2 separate regions of the Homo sapiens genome follow, and region 2 is linked to region 1. The links are chromatin loops, found by intact Hi-C in ENCODE. Cell type or tissue: B cell. All regions are shown on one strand. Links, peaks and the distances in the headings refer to the core of each region. The heading gives the core; the rest is flanking DNA. Region 1 overlaps NRCAM (neuronal cell adhesion molecule). Region 2 holds the start of NRCAM (neuronal cell adhesion molecule).

Region 1 (10,814 bases), core at 2,759-5,258:
TGTTTAGAACTATAACATTTGCATAGTAAGTACTTTATTAAAAGCCGAAAATTTCTGATTATATCTATTTTTTTTTTTAAGTTTAGAGACAGGGTCTCACTCTGTTGCCCAGGATGGAGTACAGTGGTGCAGTCACAGTTCACTGCAGCCTTGACCTTCTGGGCTCAAGGGATCCTCCTACCTCAGCCTCCTGAGTAACTGGGACTATTACAGGTGTGCACCACTACACCCAGCTAATTTTCTTTTTTATATAGAGACGAGGTCTCACTATGTTGCCCAGGCTGGTCTTGGACCCCTGGGCTCAAGCAATCTTTCTGCCTCGGCCTCCCAAAGTATTGGGATTATAGGCACGAGCCATTACGCCCAGCCTGCATCTACTTTGATCAGAATTTTGATATATATATTTTTAGGTTTAAATGAAAAAATATTTCTGTAAAAAAGTACATCTAATATTTTTGTGTGCTTAAAATGGATACTAAGCATTATAAGGATATAATGGTTAAAATGGATACTAAGCATAACTAAGAAAATTAGTCACATTCCTGTAATGGATAGGTCTGGACAATCTGAGAGATTGAGGGAAACAGAAAGCTGCGTGTACATTTTGGTGCCACGAATCGCCTCCTCTGGCCCCCAAAATGGAACTGCCTCTTTCAGAGTGTGTTAAACCAGATGATAAAATATAATAACCTGATGAGCTTAAAATGAGATACCCCAAATTACATTTTGGAAGACAGAGCTGCTTTTGTGAAAGGAGTGATTGCTGTCAGGTCAAGACAAAGAATTAGTTCAAAGGGCCCCCTTCTGCATGGCCATCCCAGTGGTCCTGTTTTGGTGGGACGGTACCCATTCTTGTCGTAAAATGACAGATTCATTGATAGATTGTGAGGAGCCTGTTAAACCCAGTACCTCTATTTACCAAAAATTATTTTGAGTAGCCCAGTGAGTAACTACTGCCGCAAAGTAACGGGCACAGTGGGAGCCAGAGTGAGAAACGGGCCTGCAGAAACATTTCGTGTTTAATGGGTCTGGAGCTGTAGTGAAGCAGTGTGCTGAAATAATTCTGATTAGGCTCGGTCAGGCAAGCTGCTTAATCAAGACTCGTCTCTCCTCCATTGAGCCCTTACTGCTCAGAGCACAATCACAGTTTAAAGCACCATTTTAAGTAGTCCTTCCACTGTTCTTGAAAATGCAACCTTTTTTCAAGTTGGTGTGTGAGCCTTTTTTATACCTGTGGGAATAGCTAACTAGGAAAAGAAAAGGTTATGTTAACATATTAATAGGAAAACATGGACAAATTCTTCTTTCCAATGGAAATGCATATTTAAATTTTATAAATGCACTTGAAAGAAATGATTGGAAAATACCAAAAGGAGTAACACTATAAATCATAGTGTCTAACCTGGTTTCTGTAATCAGTCATGTGTGTTGTATCAATGACTAGGCAGCTGATTATTTTCTGTTTTCTATCAGCTGGTACCACTAGTAACACATATACATAGCAGTAGATATGTAATCAAGAGGAAATAAGTTTAAAGGCTTTCCTCCCTATTTCTTTTATCTTTTGAAAGAATGAAAATCAGAAAATGATTTCCATTTTTCAAGTTTTTATTAGCATAAGTCAAGGCTCATTGGGACATATTAAGCAGAGAAATGGATGTGCAGAGATAGGAGCCAGTCAAGATTCTCTGATGTCTCTACTTGGTTGGGTTTCAGAGGTCATGTGATTACAGTCATTGTTGATCTCTCTGACAATACGCTTTGAAGGAGATTAGGTTACATGTTGATTGTGCTTTTGTGAAGAAGGGCATTATTCTAAGCAGGTCTTTAAGAATTGCTGAAAAGAGCTTCAAAGAAATATATTCACCCATTGTTCATGTAACAGTCACTGTAATAAATGCAGAACAGTTTTTCAGGTTTGGAAGTGAATAACCGTAATTGAAAATACAGTAAATGGACACTTTCAAAACTTGAATCATAGCTGGTGAATGAGTTATAAACCTGCTTCTCTTGAAGTTTTTCCAGAGAACCTGAAAGCTTGAAAAGCAATCATTAGAAGTTTAAGCAAAATAAATGGTTAAGGATTTGTGGCGGCCTCAACAATGAGGTCCTACTGGACATAATACATTTTAGAAATACCTTCTATTACTTTTTAAAGGTCTTATCATGAAATATAATCCTAATGTATTATGCACTCTAATGAAAATACCAGCTCACTATTCATTATTTATTTGTGTACTTAGGTACCAATAGCATCTGGCTTAGAAGAAGAATAATAAGCAACATGTTAAAATTCTTACAGCTTGGATGGGTGAATACTCATGACTGTGGGTACTAGAGAAGCCCAAGAGAGGAATGAAATTCAGAAATAAATAGGTAGGGGGAAAGAAAGTAAGAAAAATAGTTATAATATTTATTTTTACTGAGATCTTAAATTAACTGAATCAAATAGAGTTTCTAGGCTTCCATGAAAGAAAAATCAGAAATGACTGTTGTGAGTCATTGGACAGCAAGTTCTACCATCTATGTGATGTAGGTTCTGAGGCTGAAATAAAGAAGCCAGTCTCAGCAGTTATTGTGTCTTGTCAAAAGGAATAAAAACCCAGATGGCCATTCTAAAATGTTATTTTGAGTTAGTACAAGATTTAAAAAGAAAGAAGAAACTATGTAACAGCTTTACAATCTCCCCCTCATAGGTGAAAATATGGCAGTTACTTTCTTGAAACAAGATTACCAAATCATAACCTATTGTGTGTTTTGCTAAATCATTTTGAGCAACCAAACAGATTTTTCTTGCTTCTAAATGGATACGAAGAAATGTTTAACTCCCATTGTATTGCCACAAAGCCAGGCTGATCACCCTGGGAGGCCTGGGAGGTCTGAGCAGCTTTGGATTGGCTGTCAGGAGCAGGACTTTAACATTTTACTGCACATGGGCCAGCCACAGCAGGGTTCAATTGCCAGTGCTTTTATCTGCAGAAATGTGCTGGGATGGGCACTTTGTTTAAAATTTCCCTTTGCTACTGGGAGGAAATGGAAAGCAGTAAGATAACTTCATTTGTAAGGTAATATCTGTGCTTGTTTATGTACTTTATGGAAAGTAATGTTTGACAGTCCAGAGACTGGCTGGTTTTTGTTCCTCCTCTCAGGTATCGTTTTAATGATTTGTTTAAAACCGAAGCCCAGATTAGAATTGTATTCCATCTATAACAGCTTGTCTGAAGCTTGATATTCTCTGTTCATTGATTTGGTTTTATTTTGTGTGCTATTGGTTAGTGGAGTTTGTTTCACATAGCTTGTTTAACACTTAAAAGAGGAACTTTCGTGGGGCAACTGACAGATATGGTTTGAATATTTTTAGTAGCAAAATGTGAACATATTGTAAAGAAAAATTAAGTGCTGGTATGTTTGTTTGTCATCAGGGTACATCCACAGGGTGTGTTAAGATGTAATTTTAATGCTTTTGTCATTCTTTCTGTGGATATTTGTTTTTAATAGTCTCACAGACCATTTTCATATTACCTTAAGACAATTTTCTAGTTAGGCCTTATTCTCCCTTATTTTCTGCATGCCTGATGTTTTTGAGGATAGTATAATACTTTTTGTGTGCAAAGTGTAGCATAAACTTTACTCATGTATCTTTTTGATTAAAAGCAGAATCTACTGTCATTCCCTCGGCACTAACTTGAGAGTTTCCCTTAGGTTTTTTGTATTGATTCTCCTGTATTCCAGAGAGTTCAGTGGTCAAGAGGATGAGAGAAGCTGGATGAAGGACACATTTTTTAAAAAATATCATAATTGGATGTGTTAGCTTTAGCTCTTGAAACATCTTCAAAGACCATCTGTAAGATTATACTCCATGCTTCTCAGTTCTTTGAACCTCATGAAATGAAACATGGTGTGATTATACCTAATGCAATTTGGTTTCAAGCTAGTATCTTGAAACCAAAGTTTTGCATCTTTAGAAACACCCCTGAAAATACTCATTATCTGACTTTTATTACAGCTGGACATGAAGCAAGTGCATTAAATACACTCTGCCATTTTCCTAGGGCAGTTTTTCTATTTCTGTTCAGATTTTTGATGAACAGTAACAAAATCTGATGAAAGTCACCAGAAAAATAACTTATGTTTGTATATAGTGCTTTATAGTTTGCACTATTCAGTTTGATCCTCTTAACCATCCTCTGCAAAGAGAGCACGTCTTATTAGCCACATTTTAAAGATAAGTGAGATTTAGAGAGACTAGACTGAGCAGCATGCCTCAAGCTACCCAGCTAGGAATAGGCAGAGCTGAATTCCCACCCAGGCATTCGGACCAGTATCCTTTCCAAAATGCTGTGTTGGCTCCATGTGCTGGATATTTGCTTTAAAGATCAGACTGTTTGGACTAAGCCTCTTAATAGGAAGGCTCTGGCAACAGCTGGTGTTAGGTAGATTAAAAATAAAATCAAAGACTGTTTGGTTGGAAAGTGGAAATAATCAAGAGAGTGAGGGAGAAGGGAGAAAGATACCAAAATAACCAAGTGTTGTTTAAAGAAGTCAAGGATAAGGGCAGCATGATACATGGGTTTCATGATTGCCTCTTTTCTCTCCTTGAAAAAGGTTTTTATCCCTCAGGGCTGCTTTCTCTTGTCCCTGGTCTCTTTGAGAAATTTGCTATGCATCATCACCACAGGCCACTGTGAATTATAAATAGGAATCTAGGGCACTTTCCCCAAACTTAATATCTACAGTTCATGGCCAGAAAATAAAGGATCAAATCTGTAAACCTTCCCTAGGTCTCATGTTTACTTACACAATATTGAGAATAATATGTTTCTGCTGTTGAGTTATATTCACTTGCCACGTCTTCCTTCTTTTCATTCTGAATTTTCTTGCTCTTCAAGTGACTATGCTTTTTAGTTTAATTCTACTACTTTGTTAGCCCAGTTCTCTTGACTTTCCTGATTATAGTTTGATTTTCATGGTTTCTTTCCATTTTTCTCAGGAAATCTTGCTAGAGATACTATACTGTGTAATACTTAGCCTTACCCTGAAATTCAAGTGAAAATTGGAATGCTTTTCAAGCCCGGGCCCCAGTTGAAATACTTACTGCCATGCCATTGATATAAATAAGATTGTAAGAATACTCTTTTACTTGGTTCTTTCCTCAGTATTCAAAATGTCTTCATAAGTGGGAAGTTCTTATTCACATCAGTTGTCTTTGGTACCAATATACTACACAAACCAGTTCTGTTAATCTGTTACATATGATTTTTTGAATCAAAACATAGAATTAGATGTATCTTTTTATATTAACTTTGTCTTATTGAACACAAAACATGTGTATGCGTAGATTTTTACACATACGTGTGCTTATTTTTAAATTAACATTTATTAGTTTTTCTGTTGAAGATTACAAAAAGAATTTAAAATAATGAGATACTCAGCACTCAGATACATCATTCTGAGTGAGGATAAAATATTCTAAAGATTTAAAGATTGACTAGTACATAAAGCTATAAAATTATATGTAAATATCTCCCCCTCAGATTCCTTTCCCCAAGGTAAATGCTCTTATTCATCTTTTGTGTATCTTACCAGAGATACGTTCTATGCATCTAGTGGCCAAAATTGATTTTTCAAATAAAGAATTTCAAGCTAACACTTATCTGATCACTCTGTGGAGTTAATTCACTAATTCAACTAATATTTACTGATGCTCTGTTTTAGGCATTGTTCTAGGCACTGGGGATATAGCATGAACAAAACAGACAAAAATTCCTGCTCTCATAAATCCTACATTCTGGCACATGAGATTAAAAAAAAAGATGAATCAATAAGACATGTAGTAAGTTAGATCATGATAAGCGTTAAGGCAAAAAATAAAGCAGAGAATGGAGGTGGGGCATCTAATGTAGGTTACCTTTTTGGACAAGGCAGCCAAAGAAGTCTCCATAGAGATGACATACAAGAAAAGCCCTGAAGATGAGGGGGAAAGCAACGTAGATACTGGGAACAACTGAAGCAACAGATTGGAACTCCAAGATCCAGGAAAAAAAAAAATCTTTTCTAAATGTCAAAAGGTAGGTTTTTTCCTAATGAGTTGCCCAAGATGAAGGAAAGAGAGGTAATTCATTTAAAGTAATAATCCCTTAATTAGAGTCATGTACCACTTCATAGATAGAATGAAAGTTCTCATTCTTAATTATTCTGCAAATAAGATGACCCAAGTCATGAGTAGGTGACCCAGGTCACCTACCTAGAGAAGATGCCATGGTAATCCAAGAACTTTCTGCTTACACATTTTCTCTTCTCCATTGGTTCTGAAGTTGCCAAGAATTTTTTTTCTAGGTTAGCTGAAAAGACTAATGTATTTTCCTTCTTTTCCCACAAGAACCATTTCCAGAATCTTCCCTTTGAGTAGTAGCCCTTGCCGCTACCTTTCTAGAGAACGAGGAATAATGCTTGAATGCAGCCACCTCCTTTCTATTTGGTGGAGGGAGGTTTCACTCCTATTGTTTTTAAGTAATCAGGGCCTCAAGGGTTAGGTTTGCCTGGTACGTGGTGTCTGATTACACCAGCCATAGCTAAAGCTAAAAAAAAAAAAAAAAAAAAAAAAAAAAGTACAGTGCCAAATATTACACAAACAGGAGTTAAAAGTCAGTGAGCATTTCTTTGGTTAATATGGACATAACAGCATATGAAAGCAGGTTGACAATTTGTTTCAAAAATGGTTTTGTGCACTGCTATTGGGACTTAATTAACTTGAAATACAGATTTGTAGACGTTATTGAAAGTGGAAGCTGTTGGCCTCATCCCATTCTTCTAAACCTAATCCTGCTCCTCCTTACCACCCAGCCCCCGACTGGACAGGGAGGCTTCCATGTGGCCTTCATCCATTCTGTGATGCAGAGCCTGTTGAAGAAAAGCAGGTGTCTTTACAGAGAACTTCAATAGAATCCTGTCAAGTCATTTGTGGTTTTGGAGCATAGTTTACTTGCTGATTTGACTACACCCAAATTTGGCCTGTTTGAACCCTTTTAAACAGGGTTCAAATGCTTATCTGATGTGAAGACAAGCATTATTATTGACAGGGAGGAATCGGGAAGGAAAGGCTTTAAAGGAAAAAAGTTTGTTAGGGAATGAAGTAACTCAAATAAGAAACCACAGTTAGAGAAGAAGGGTGTGTTTAATAATTGAAAGCTGTGAAACTCTACCCATGTGGCACCCCCAGGATCATGCCACTAACCTCTGCTCTGGACTATTGTAAGAGCCTTTTATGTGGTCTTCCTGTCTCAATCTCACTCCCCTTCAGCCTATTCTCAATACAGCCTATTCCACCCTTCAAAATGGAAGTCAGGTCATGTCACTCCCCTGCTCAGGACTCCTCCAGGGCTTCCCATTTCACTCAGTGGAAGCCAGAGGTCTTGCCCTAGATCATGTGGTGCCCCTTTCCATCCCTTACTTCATCTCCCACTGTTCTCCTGCTTGCTGCTCCTCTCAGCCACCTGGCCGCCTTGCTGTTCTAAGACAGGCAAAGAGATTCCAACCTCAGGGCCTTTGGATTTGCCCGGAACTTTCACCTTGCCTGCAAAGCCCTTTCGCAGTGGCTCTCACATTCACAGCCCTCAAATCTCTTTGGAATTACACCTTCCAAGAAGGTTTTTCCCTGACCATTGTACTTAAAATTGCAGCCCCTCTTTATCTTCACACTCTATTTTCTCACCATACTTTATTTTTTGCAACCTAAAACACAATATTTGTTTACTTATTTTAATTACTATTTATCTTCACCCACTAGAATATAAGCTATTGAGTGCAGAGATTTCTGCCTGTATTATTTACTGCTGTCTCCAGCACCTGGGACAGTGTCTGGTACATACTAAGTACTCAGAAACTATTTGCCAAATAAGTTAATAACTTGTGCAAATTTAAGTGGGAAAAAGAATTTGCTTTCTCTAAGAGTAATAAAAGTCTGGGGATTGCACAATAAGGATAAAATTCTTAAAATGAAAGAGATTTGGTGAATACACAGCCCACATCCACTTATAGGCATGTTTCCTGGGTGTACTGGATAGCTGATTCTGAAGGATAGGCCTTGGATGCCTTCAATGTCATGCTTAAATGCAAATGATGCTGGGAATTGCAATGGAGAATAATGAAAAAATGTGGAAATGGAATGGTGGAAATAGAAATTGGTTGCTTTGCTTCCAAAGTAACGATTTTCAAAGCAAAGGAATTGAATAGGAAATACATTAACAAAAACAGTGTCTCTGAAAATGCAAACTTCATTCACATTCTGATCTGTGCAATTTTTCAAGCTCAGTGATCCAAGGTCAGAGGGCGCTTGTATTAGCATAGACCTCGCTTTGTTAATTCACCTCTGACTAAAACCCCTGAATTCCTTATTATGATAGGCCTTCCAATGACAATAAAACCAAGCTCTCATAACACCGGTAACATTTATACAGCACTTAGGCAATTCCTAAATGAATTGTCCCCAGAGACCTTGAGAAATAGGTCAGGATTATTAACCCCATTTTGTACACAGAGAGGAAGTAATTTGCTTAATGTCACTTGGTAAGCTATTTAATTCATAATTTGATTGCTTTATTTGTAATAATGGTTTGTTTAAGACAGGCTATGTTACATTAAAGATGACCTCTTTAAATGGGCAGCTTTATATTTGAACTTAACTATAGTTAGCAACCTGCAACTGATAATATTCCAGATTTCTTTTAAGATCAGTGTTTCATAACCTTAAAATGGGAGACTGATTTAGAGAACTGAGTGGTCAGAGACTCCCAAAGCCATTTTGATATTGATCAACATTAGGCCACTCTCCTCCGCTGACACTACCGAGATATCTATAATGCAGGTTTAGGTGTGATTGGGAGTCCTCCCAAGCCATAATTTAAATCCTTTTAGAATTCCCTTGCCTTTTTATGCTCAAAAAGTTCCATTTGGTTCAAAAAATCAGTGTAACTAAAACAAAATCAGTGTTTGCAGACAACTAAGAACTAGAGACAAAGTCCTCATTAGGAGGTCCCAAGTCCCAACCAATAGGGAACGTGGGATAAACATCACAGAAGCTACATCAGAGTCATATTTGGAAACCACTTTATTTTGTTTCTGTTGTGGTTCATTCCTTTTACTTTCCAGAACAGTACTATGAAAAGACTTCAAATTCAGTTCAATGAGCCTGTCAAATATTCAGGAAGTTGTGAGGAAATATAAAGTGAGGGGACTACTTGTAAGTTCATGTCTGTATCAAGGGAAGACTAGAAAACTAGAACATCTAAAAAGAATGTTGAACCAAAAATGACTTGCCAGCTTTGAAAAAAAACGAAATGTCTAGTCTTTATCCAACTGTTTGAAAGTTTTTCAAAACTTCTCCTCATTTCATCTTTATAATGAGATTTATTTACTGCCAACAGCAACAAAAAAAGATGCACAGCCAAGTTATAATTCTAATTTTTTAAAAAAGTCTTCCTCGCCTTCCTTTTAAGGAAATGCATTCATTCTCCTTCACTGTTCCTGAATCTGCTTTACTATATTTTTATGCCTGTCTTTACATCTGGTTTATTATTTTTAACACCTGCTAGAATATGAGCTACAGTTTTGATACCAACGGCCAAGTTAATTGGGCATATAAAAGTTTGTTTGAAAGAAGAATTTTACACATGAAACTTTTGAAAGATTTTGTATGCAATTATGTTAAAATTGGTCAGACCAAAGTGTAAATGGATAGAGCAATAAAATTACTAGGTCTTAAATCAAATCAGATTAAACTTTAAGATCTTTGTGAGCCTCAGTCTCAAAAAGTGATGGTCGTAGAGGCCTCTTTGCAAGTAGGTCTTACTTCCCAGGACCTATAAAAACAAGGGGCCTTTGGTAGGTGGTATGGTTTGTATGTTTTGCCCCCTCTAAATCTTATTTTGAAATGTGATCCCCAATGTTGGAGGTGGGGCCCAGTGGGAGATGTTTCACTCATGGGGGTGGATCTCTCATAAATGGCTTGGTGCCCTCTTTGTGATAATGAATTACTGTGAGATCTGATTGTTTAAAAGAGTCTGAGACCTACCCTACTCTCACTCACTCTCTTGCCAGGTGACACACTGGTTCCCCTTCTTGTGCCATGATTGTAAGCTTCCTGTACAGCCTACAGACCATGAGCCAAAAATAAACCTCTTTTCTTTATAAGCAATCTCAGGTATTACTTTAAAGCAACGGAAATGAACTAGTAGGTTATAACACAGTAGGTTATAATAAAACATGGCTAAAGCATCCTTGGGAACGTTCCCTGGCTAAATACATTGAATTCTTAATGTAGTGTAAGCAGAAAAATGAATTGACAGATCTTAATTGTATAAATGACAGTGTGGTTAAAAGATGAATTATGCAAGTTATATGAGCCAAACCTATACAACTTTTCTGAACTTGAATGATAGTCTAGAGTTGTACTGTGTTGTTCAGGGGACAGAATAGCTCACTATGCAATTAAAAGTTTGATGTTTCCTATCCTTGTTTTTATCCAGAATATGAAATGCACAGAAATGTCTGTCATCTACTTATTGAGCATTTACGCCTGCGTAAATTAACATAGTGAACCTGATTGTATACAAAGCATAGAGTTTTTCTTATTACCATATATATTTTCTGTTAGCACACAGTATTATGCTGGTCTGAATTTTTTGTCCCATTCAACAGTATATATTACATTGATAATCATATTTTAAGGGAAGAAATGTTGCATGTGTGTTTGATTCTTTGTTCAAGTTCTTAGATACTAATCAAATTTGTACAACAATTAGTTAAGTTTCCTTTGT
Region 2 (10,814 bases), core at 3,704-6,203, 130 kb before region 1:
CATGCTGGTTCAGGAACCGAGGGAGGCTCTGTGAGGCCAGAGCACATTTGGCTGGAGAAGGAGGAGAGGATGGCAGTAGAAGGAGAAGGAAAAGAAGGCTGCTCACTTGCATGCAGATGCTGTGAGCTGACGGGGCAAGTTCAAATTGAAGTTAGAACAGACCACTGGGGTAGTCAAGACCTTGAAGGATGAACCTGTTTCTTTTTCATTCCTGAATCTTGCCCCAGCACCTTGGAGGCTGGGGGTGGAGGAGGTGGTGAGGTGGGGTGGGGTGGTGAGGAGCTCAGAAAATGTTTTCCTGAATTAGAGAACTGAAGGAATCAAGGCTCCGCTGAGCTCACTAAGCGCTGGAGCCTGCTGTAAGTGGTCAAGTCGGGTGATACCCAGCAGACAAGTAATTTGTGTGCAGACCGGAGTAGATTACGGAGGACCCAAGGGTCAGGCTAAGGATCCTGAACACCATCCACGATAGAGTGGAGACGTGCGCTTCGGAGCCTGAACTATGCAGCAAGCAGTGTGTTTACTCAAATACTATACAGTTGGAAAATCTTAATTCTCGATTTACATTGCCAAAAAAAAAAAAAAAAAATCTCCATAATACTCCCCCATTTGTAAATAAGCAAATCCGAACTAACCCTATTCCTTGGGACCAGAAGACCCAGTTTCTACCGCGGATAGATAGCATCCGCCTTATGCTAAAAGCTCTTTTTTCTGCGGTGGTGGGGGGCGGCGGGGAGTGTTTGGAAAGAACGGTTGCAAAAACAAAACAAAACCCCCAAAACCACTCACCCAATCTCAACCACCCCAACTGATGAATTTCGAAGAAAGTGCTTTTTAAAAAAGAAAAAACTAGAAGACCACAGACCTCCCACAGAAAGCTAAACCCATGAGAGTGGCATTCAAAAACTACCCATTTTCTGGAACATCTTTTGTAGCTAAATCCCAGCCATCCTAGCCCCGGAACACTCCCGCCCTCCGTCCCCGCACCCCCACCCCCGCCGCCACACGCGCTCGCAGGCTGACGGAGGTTGGCGGTGGGGCGGCCGCTCAGGTGAGGGGCCACCCAGTCCCTCGAGGCGCCGGCGGCTGGAGCCCATTCGCTGCCGTCGCAGCAGCAGGGCAAGAGGGGGTTGGCCAGGAGGGGAGGAGGCGGAGGACGCCCGCAGGGAGTGCGGGGGAGGGGGACGGGAGGACGCTAAGGAGAGCCGGGAGGGGCAAAAGCACGGCGCGGGGAGGGGGAGCGGAGAGGGCGGGAGCGGCGGGGGCGCGCGCCGGCGCGGGGCCAGCCTCGCTTCGCCAGGGTCGCTGGCGGACGCGCGCCGCAGTCCGAGCCTCAGACGCGCGGGCGCGGGGGACGGCGCAGGGGCCGCCTGGCTGGAGCAGCCAGAGGGGATAGCTTCGTCGAGAACGGAGGACACCGGCGGTCCAGGGTCCTGGGCAGTCGCGCCAGAGCTGAGCGGAGGGCGCGGCGCGAGAACGTAAGTAGCTCCTTGCGCGTCTGGCGGTGACACTGGGTCCTGCTCGGGGGTGACGGCTGGAGCGGAGGAGGACGCGCGAGGCTGCTGCGTTGTCACTTGGACACCGCCGCGGGGTTCAGCCGAGCGCTCACCGGGCTGGCAGCGCTGCAGGAGGGGCAAAGCAGATCTCCAACTCCCTTCTCCCCTGCAGGCCCCCGACACTCCCGCGGGCGCCGAGAGGGAGCAGGGGGACCTGCGCTTGGGTGAAGGCACAGCTGAAATCCAGCAGCGCCGGCACCCACCACCCCCTCCAGCCTGTGGCCAACTTCTGCTCCGCGCCCGCACCCCACGCTTTCCGGGAAGCCCTGCCCAGAGCTCTTGCTCGTGGGCAGTTGGGCATGGAGAGCCTGCGGGCCCGGCACGGCGGCTTCCCGGGCTTGGACACGGAGGCGCGGGGCGTCACGCCACAGTGCCGGCGGGGCGAGGAGCGCGGGGGCCGGGCCGGGAGCGCACGGGCGTGTGCCTGTTCGGGCCCCTGCGGACACGTCTGGGCGTGGGCTTTGTTCGGAAGTGCGTACACCTGTGCTGACCACGGAGTTCGGGGGCGAGGCCGACTTCGCTTCTCCAGTCGCTGCCTGGAGAGGGCTCGGGGAATCGAGGCGGAACGAGAGAGACACGGAGGACAGAGGGGTGGGGCGCTTGCGGGGGCTTTGTCGGCCTTACAGGTGCGGGTCCCGGGAGTCCCTGCGCCCCGCCCTGCCTCCGAGGGCTGGGACTTGTCGGGGCCGGCGCACCGGGCTGGGGGCTGCCTGGAAAGATTGCTTTCCCAGCCCAGGCTCTTAGCGGTGGGATCTGGCATCCGCTCCGCCCGGGATGCTGTGTTGAGCCAGGAGTGATTACCCGCCCTGGAGCATCCATCTCGCAGCGAGCGCCATCTGCGCCGAGCGCCGCCCCCGGCCCCCTCCACGCCGCGCGGGTGGGCGCTGCCGCATCCTGGTCCCAGGCGGTTGGCCAGCTCAGCTACTCCCGGCCCGCATCTGCTAGAGTGCGGAGGGGGACGGGGTGTCGCAGTAGGGTGAGCAAGGGAGTCGTCATTTCTCCCAAAGCGGTGTCCTCAGGGCCGCAAGCGCTGCTGGAGGGCTCCCCGGGCCCCGGGGCTGGCGAACAGGCCGCTTCCTTCCCCGGATCGCCTCCCCTCCCGCCCGCGCCCGCGGCCACATCTTCGTCCCCCGTACGCTGGCGGGTGGCCCCTGCGCCGCGGGCACCGAGGGAGGGCGCCGAGCGGTGGCGTTTCTTTCGCACCCCGCCTCTCTCCTTCCCTTTTCTTCGCATCAGGGGCTCCAGCCCTTGGCTACCACCGGCGCAGAACTGTCCTGAGAAGAAAGCTTTCTTTTCCTTTCCGAGTCCCAGATGGTTAACGCTCAGAAGTGCGGGTCTAAGAGACTGGGCTCTTCCTCGCCCCAGGCTTTTGCAGGAGGAGATGGAGCCAAGTGTAATGAGGCAGGAAGCATTGGTTGTGCACCAGGAGCTCCCCCTGGGGTGGTCCTGGAAAGGAACACAGTAACCTCTGAATACAAACCTCGGAGGCTGGGCTGCTTTATGGGACTGCATTGTGCTAACCATGCCCTGCTGTTAAAATATTGTAATAATGGCAGTACTTGCTGAAGTACTGAAATGGAGTTAGGCAACTGATACTTGCTGCTTTAATGGTAACGATAGCCAACCGGTTTTGAGAGCTTTAGATGTGCTGGGCGCTGCGCATGTTACATGTATCATCTCATTTAATTCTCACAGCAACCCCATTTTAAAAATTAGGAAATGAAGGCTTAGAGAAACCAAGTAACTTTCCCAAGGCCACACAGCTAGGAAGTAGGGGAGTGGGATTGTTTTTGTCCTTGTGCTTTACAATCCAAGACTGAGACTGTGGCCTTTTGGAGGCTTATCAGTTTAGGGGAAACCTAAACCACTGAGTGTTCAAAACCAGGGAGATACATTACAAGCCCATTTAATTCGGAGCTCTGCAGAACTCACAGTAGCAGGCAATATTGTGATTCAGAGAACTGTATTGTGGAATAGCCTTTTATTCCCATGTAACTCCTTTACATATTCTTTTATTCCTGTTAGCTTTTAAGTACGTGGCTGTTAACCCACAATCCAACCCATTACAGTCACTGAACAACATGTTCTTAGTAACCAGGGCCTCTGTGATTACATAGATGTTCCTGGCACATCATAAAGTTTCATAAAACTTTTTTTTCTTTAAAGAAAAGGTCCCCAGCCCTGAATGTCCTTTGTACACGGTTTTGACTGCAAATGAGTTACTCCTCAAATTGGATGTTGAGTTTGAATAGGACCCTAGCATCCAATCTTAGGAAATCATTCTATTTCCTAAATATATAGAAACATGTGGGGGCATTTATGAAGATGCTCCATGTTAACTAGTAAAAAAGGAAAATTTGAACCAAAGTGGAATCAGCTATTTCTGGAATAGCTTTTAGAATTATAATTAACTGATCAATTGGAAAAATTGATTTATTTTGCATTCATAATCCTACTGACTCATAGTCTTGTTTCAACCTTCTTTTTACTTTATTACAGGAAAGTTGCTAAACATTTTACATAATCCAGGAATTTTAGAGCTGTTAGAGGACTCAGGCAACATTGTATCTAACTAATCCTTCGAGTTTCAAAACAACTGCAATAGGGCTCAGCCTCGTAATGCAGGGTAGTGATGAGGTCTTTGGACTGAAGGCCATTGCCCTTACACCACATCATTTTTGTTAATGCTACGGTAACAGTGAATAGAAAGCAAAGCATCTTTGGAAATAGTACTTCCTGTGAGGCCAATACAACAATGATGGCAATAATCGCTAGGTGTAAGTGCTTCAGAAGTGTGAGGGGGTCCTGAGAATGTATACACCTGGGCTGTAGAAAATTTCAAGAATCATTTCAAATAATGCTTTCATGCAGGTGTAATTTTCCCTGTGTAACAGATTGAATATAAATAGACTCTACAGATATTATATTGTGTATGTACATAGGAGCTGTTGAATGGAACTCTACAGGAAGCTTTTCCGTTAAAAAGATTTCATTCATTCATTCCTTCATTCTTTAATAAATATTTACTGTGTTCCAGGCAGTGGGGATACAGTGGTGACCAAACAGAATATCTGTCCTTGGGAAGATTAATTCTAATTTTATCATCTAGCTACATACTTCATCACACAGAGTTTTTTTCACATATCACAAATGCATAGCCGATGAACTTGCACAAACTGAACACATTGACTTAACTAGCACTCAGATCAAGGAACAGTGTAATGCACATCTGAGAAAGCCCTCTTGTGGTCCCTTCCAGTCATTACTCACCCCAAAGGGTAACCACTGAGGCACTGAGGCTTTTTCCTTATATTCTCACCATAGATCAGCAGCTATTGGAATCTCATCCTCATTTTCAAAGAGTACCTACCATCTGAGAAGCTCGGTAACCCATAGCAAATTTAACTGGAATGTAGAGCTTCTAACATATTCTTTAGGAAGTTTTGTGCATTTGAATCAAAAGACTGCTTTACTTCAGTCTTCAGCTGTTGCAATGATTGATGAAGAGGAAGTGATTTGAAAATTACTAAATACATTTAGATATGCTTTTCCCTTAAAATTTTATGCTTCCCTACCTGAAGCATCCCTTCCAGGAACCTTCCTGGCAGGTGAGGACAGAGGAGAGAACTGGATGCTAAGGGCAAAAATCCAGTGACTTATTTTACTTAAACATTTTACTGCCTTGGCAAATGAAAAGCTCCTTCTGTTTAAAACAGCCTCTATTGGGATCAAAGGCTGAAGTTTCTTCCCCCCCCCACAGCATTAATGAGATATAATTGACAAGTAAAAGTTGTATACATTTAATATGTACAACATGATATTTTGATATATGTATACATTGTGAAATGATTACCACAATCAAACTAATAAACACATCTATCACCTCACACAGTTAATTTGTGTATGTGTGGTGAGAACATCTCATCTCCCCAATTCCCCTACCCACTAGCAATCACCATTCTACTCTCTGCTTCTATGAGTTTGACTGAAGTTTCTAAGAATAGGAAGATGTACCAAAATGAATTGACAAATTTTTATTTTTTCTCTTAAAATTGAAGGCTACCTGAGGAAGGAAATAGGGGAATGGCTCAGCCTTCAGCGTCAGCAACTGTAAATCCTTCATTATCAGGTTGTCTTTAAATGGGGCAGCAAATGCAATATGTTTATTTAAAAAATGTTTTTGCTAAGTTTTTTATTGTAAAATATATATGACATAAGATATGCCATTAAACTATTTCTAAGTGTATACTTCAGTGGCATTAAGTACATTCACATTGTGTGCAGCCATCACCACTATACCTCTCCAGAACATTTTTTGCCTTCCCAAATTGTAACTCTGTACACATTAAACAATAGTTCATAACCCCTCAGCCCCCAGCCCCTGGCAACAAACATCCTACTTCCAGTCTATGAATCTGATGACCCTAAGTACCTCATATGAGTGGAATCATACAGTATTTATTTGTCTTTCTGTAACTGGTTTATTTTGCTTACCATAGTGCCTTCAAGGTTGATCCATGTGTCAGAATTTCCTTCCTTTGTAATGCTGAATAATATTTCATTGTATGTATATGCCACATTTTGTTTATCCATTCATATGTCATATATACTTGGGTTACTTTCATCTTTTGGCTATTGCAAATGATGCTGCCATGAACATGGATGTACAAATATCTGAGTCACTGCTTTCAATTCTCTGGGGTATATACCCAGAAATGAGACTGCTAGATCATATGGTAGTTCTATTTTTTTTTGAGACATCGTTATACTCTTTTCCATAGTAGCTGTACCATTTTACATTTCTGCCAACAATGCGCAGGGGTTCCAGTTTGTCCACATTTTCTCCAACACTTGTTATTTTCTGTTTTCTTGATAATAGCCATCCTAATAGGTTTGAAGTGCAATCACTGTTACTTTTTTTTTCTTTCTTTGTTTTTTTTTTTTTGGAGACGGAGTCTCGCCCTGTCACTTGGGCTGGAGTGCAATGCTGCAGTCTCGGCTCACTGCAACCTCTGCCTCCCTGGTTCAAGTGATTGTCCTGCCTCAGCCACCTGATTACCTGGGATTACAGGCACCTGCCACCATGCCCAGCTAATTTTTGTATTTTTAGTAGAGACAGGGTTTTACCAGGTTGGCCAAGCTGGTCTTCAACCCCTGACCTCAGGTGATACATCCACCTTGGCCTCCCAAAGTGCTGAGATTACAAGCGTGAGTCACCACGCCCAGCCACTGTTATCTTTTAAAGCTGTAAATTAATATCTATATATTCTGAACAAGTCATTCACAGCATTTCTAATTTATTGGTTTAACATTTATTAATATGGAGGTATATGGTTTTCAACAAGTATTAATTGATTACATACTTTGTGCAAAGCAAGAAATTGATGTTGTGGAGCATATGTGTTGTAGTCCAAGTCCAGGATAAGCCAGCATTGATGGCATACATTCATGGTATTTTTCTAAAATGTTGAATTAAAGTACCTATGTCTGTAATACACTTGTGCTAAATGATTTTGCTATGAGGATAAGTTAAATAAATATGCTTTTTTTACTGCCAAAAAATGGCATTATTATTTTAATCTAGAACAAGAGCAAATTTGCCTCATATCTGAAAATAGAAATATTCTTATGCTGAATGTTTAGGGATGTACTGGCATTGTAAATTATAGTTCCACATTGGGCATTTCTCCCTACCATTGAATCTTCCAAGATGACAGCATAAACCTTCACCACCCAATTATAATTGCTTAGCTGAGCTAATAAAAAAGATGTGGTGTCAACTTAATTGACCTATTTTACTGGCCTACAAGATTGGAATTTCAAATTAGAAAAAGGTAATTTTTAACAGTCTGATGGAGGGTTTCCATCAAGTGACTAAGAAGCTAGTGAAGATAAAAAAAAAAAAAAGCCAGTGGTAAAGGGAACAAATTATAACCACTAATGCTCCTGTACTCACATACTGTCCTAATGGCATATTCAGTTCGAACACAGGAATGATGAATCTTACTTGTATTATGTGCTCTCCGAATTTCTTCCATATTGCCCTGGACTAAAACATGGTTTAATTCACATGAGAATGAAAATGACAGGTACTGTCAGGCAAAAATGATCCTTTTGAAATTCTTCTCATTAAATAATGGTAGGAAGGGCTGGAAACTATATTTTGAATATATATATGTTGAATATATATATATGTTTAAATTTTATTATGTGCATAGTGTGTTGGTTCAAAACCCACTGTAACCAGAAAAAAAAAAAATCTATTTCTAGGGCAATCTGAGGGAATCCTGTAGGAGGTCTTCCACTGGGTAATATGCAATGAATTTGATTTATCTTTCTCAAGTGGGCTGAGAGCATTCAAAAAATTCAGTATGAGTATTCAGCATGTAGTGATCTTTTCTCCAAATTTCAACTTTAAAGCTAATTTCATGCCACTTTTTGATGTCCTTGGCATTTGAATGGCATGATTTATGGCATGCATTTTTGATGAACATTTACAGACTCATATTCAACACCACTAACAGATTCTCTCTCAAGGGAAAGGGGAAGTACTAATCTCCCATTAATTATGCCTTAAGGTAAGAGTGGCCTGTCCAAAGAGTTTTGTCCTGGAGTTTTTTGGTTCTTTGAGGAAGGATGGCTTGCGAGCGAGTCCGCTGCTGCCTTCCAAAACCTGGTGTGCCTTTTCAGTCCCTTACCTCAATAGAGAGCTGAAAGGACAAAAGTGAACAAAGGAGGCCTGTTTTGCCTGCCCCACTTGCTGGGCTGTTGTCTTGGCCCTTTTCAGTGAAGGGAGGGGGGAGCTGGGTCAAAGTTGAAGAACACTGAAAAGGAATTCAAGCTTCATGTTGAAATTTGAATTATAGCTTCAGTTTGAGTGCCGAGTAGATTAGTTCGAATTGAAATTTGTGAATCTGTGGAAGCTTAAGTGACAGATGGTGTTGGAACAACCTACATAGAGCTGGATGGCACACCCGAAATGTTGAGTGCCCAAGCGAGGCACTTGGTAAACATCTAGTTAACTGACAAAAGTTTTAAAACTGTAGGAAGTTCAGTTTGCTGCTGTACGCTGCATTAAAACATTGGACTGTGTGAATTAAGGGGAGGCCCCTGTGTCTGGCGCTCACTCAGATGCACTTGTTCCCCCTAATTGCATTGCAAATATTCTTCTGACTGTTCTGCGGCTTTCCCCTCTATTATCTAGTTGAATAAATACAGAAATGCCCAACCAGCTTCCCTTGTAAAATTGCATCGCAGTGTTGTGGTGTTGTCCACAGATTGTTTTGATGTGCAACAAGATACATCTGTCCTAAATATTGTCTAACCAGTGTTTTTTCTTCCCAGATAAGTATATTTATGAAGTGTGATTTTGGCTTTCTGCTCCCGGTGGGAGTCCATCACTCTTATATTTACTCTCGAAGTTTTTCATATGGCACATGGTTTTCCATTCATTTTGGTAGGCAGCATCTGATTGAAAACATTTCAGTAGGAAACGTTTTCTAGTGTGTGCATCACTAGAATAATAAAAGCAGCTACTAGGAGGTAGAGGGTACTAGAATGTATTATAATAAGTGAAATAAAAAGCAATTTTGGGTAATTTGAAATTCTTCCTGGTATTCTGTAAAACTGCGATTGGAAATGGAAAAATTGTAGTATTTGAAAACTGAAAAATTGAAAGTTGAAACATCACCAAATTTTGCTTTCGCATCTTTGACTGCTTAAATGACTCGACATAGTCTTTTCTTCTGATGTTAGTAGCATGATGGCTAAAAGCCATTTTTGTAAATGTATATTTAGTACATTCAAATGAATATTTCTACTTTTAGGGAAATAACATTGACATGGCAATATTTGAACAGTTAGTAACATGGAAATTCCAACATAATAAATACTCTAATGTGAACAACATCTAATTTACTTCAGAATGATTATATTAACTTACACGACATGTTGTGTTTTACATGAATCATGATATATACCTTGTGTGTTTCATGAATTTTAAGGTAAATTTCATTTTAATAGATGTGCTGGGGTTTAAAAAACTCCATGGTTATGTTTACGTTTCTAGTAACAGTTACTGTGATGTGAAATTATAATGGAAGGTAAATAGATGTCAAGGGTTCACTGCTGTCCTAAAACCATGAGGGGGTTCATTAAACAGCAGAGAGGGAGTGAGTTCATGATCAGACTCATTACCTCTAAAGGTAATAGCTTAAAATTTGAAAGAAAGAGAAAGGGAAAAGAATAAAAGTTTTTATGGCTATTGCCTGGCTAATGGAGAATAGTCTCCACTTCATAGCACTCAATACGAAATATTCTAGGGATATTTTACTGTAGTACTTTGGGTCATTGCAGTAACTTGACATCATAAAATAGAAATAACTCATAAGTCACCTTACAAAAATGAAATATGATAAGACATTTACATTTAAAAGAAATGTATTGAGAAGAATTTACTAAGAATTGAAAGCTAAAGTTATTTCAGTGTAACATGCTTAAATTCCTAGCCAAATCCACTCTATTTTCCAGCTGTTTTGTTCCTTTATGTACAGGTGGCCCTAGCTTGAGAAAGTTAGCATATGAAAATGTGAACTTGGTCGGGCGCAGTGGCTCACACCTGTAGTTCCAGCACTTTGGGAGGACAGAGTAGGCGGATCATGAGATCAGGAGTTCAAGAGCGCCCTGGCCAGCATGGTAAAACCCCCTCTCTACTAAAAATACAAAAACAAAAATTAGCCAGGCATGGTGGTGCGTGCCTGTAATCCCAGCTACTCGGGAGGCTGAGGCAGGAGAATCACTGGAACCCAGGAGGCAGAGGTTTCAGTGAGCCAAGATTGTGCCACTGCACTCCAGCCTGGGCAATAGAGCGAGACGCTGTCTAAAAAAAAAAAAAAAAAAAAAAAAAGAAAGAAGTGAACTTGGCAAACCCATATGGGGTGACTGTTCACATCAAAGAGGATTCTTCACTTTGCATAAGGATTATATGATGAGTGAGCTGCTGTAATGTATCAAAGTTCAATTCATGAAAAATTTTTCAGAAATATCTAAGTAGAGACTCTGTTGAAAGAGCAAATAGATACCAAGTGAAACCTAAGCAAATAAGGCTGAATAAAAATTAGTAAAGAGGTAGACAGGTGGGTCTGGGTGTGGTGGCTCATGCTAATCCCAGCACTTTGGGAGGCCTGGGCGGGCAGATCACTTGAGGTCGGGAATTTGAGACCAGCCTGGCCAACATGGTGAAACCCCATCTCTACTAAA

The links. Hi-C counts contacts between places; a loop is a spot of excess contacts. Peaks named below come from ENCODE experiments on the same cell type or tissue, not always from the same donor. Only the 100,000 strongest peaks of a DNase experiment are listed, where the experiment ranks them.
Region 2: it touches region 1 in a loop (2.2-fold over the local background); 2 of 110 quality-filtered maps call a loop at or near these places.

What each region holds. Positions count from the first base shown.
Region 1 is chr7:108,320,672-108,331,485 of GRCh38, reverse strand. All of the region lies in intron 2 of NRCAM (neuronal cell adhesion molecule), which reads left to right. Among named protein-coding and RNA genes, the nearest start is that of NRCAM, 130 kb to the left of the region's middle. In B cell, for the core only: no CTCF peak of the experiment used is centred there; no DNase peak of the experiment used is centred there; H3K4me3 peaks cover 825 bases; H3K27ac peaks cover 1,631 bases.
Region 2 is chr7:108,446,907-108,457,720 of GRCh38, reverse strand. It overlaps NRCAM (neuronal cell adhesion molecule), which reads left to right and starts at 1,285. Exons shown (of 33, transcript NM_001037132.4): 1 at 1,285-1,478. In B cell, for the core only: CTCF peaks have their summits at 4,607 and 4,818 (motif pointing left); a DNase peak (open chromatin) is centred at 4,800; H3K27me3 peaks cover 294 bases.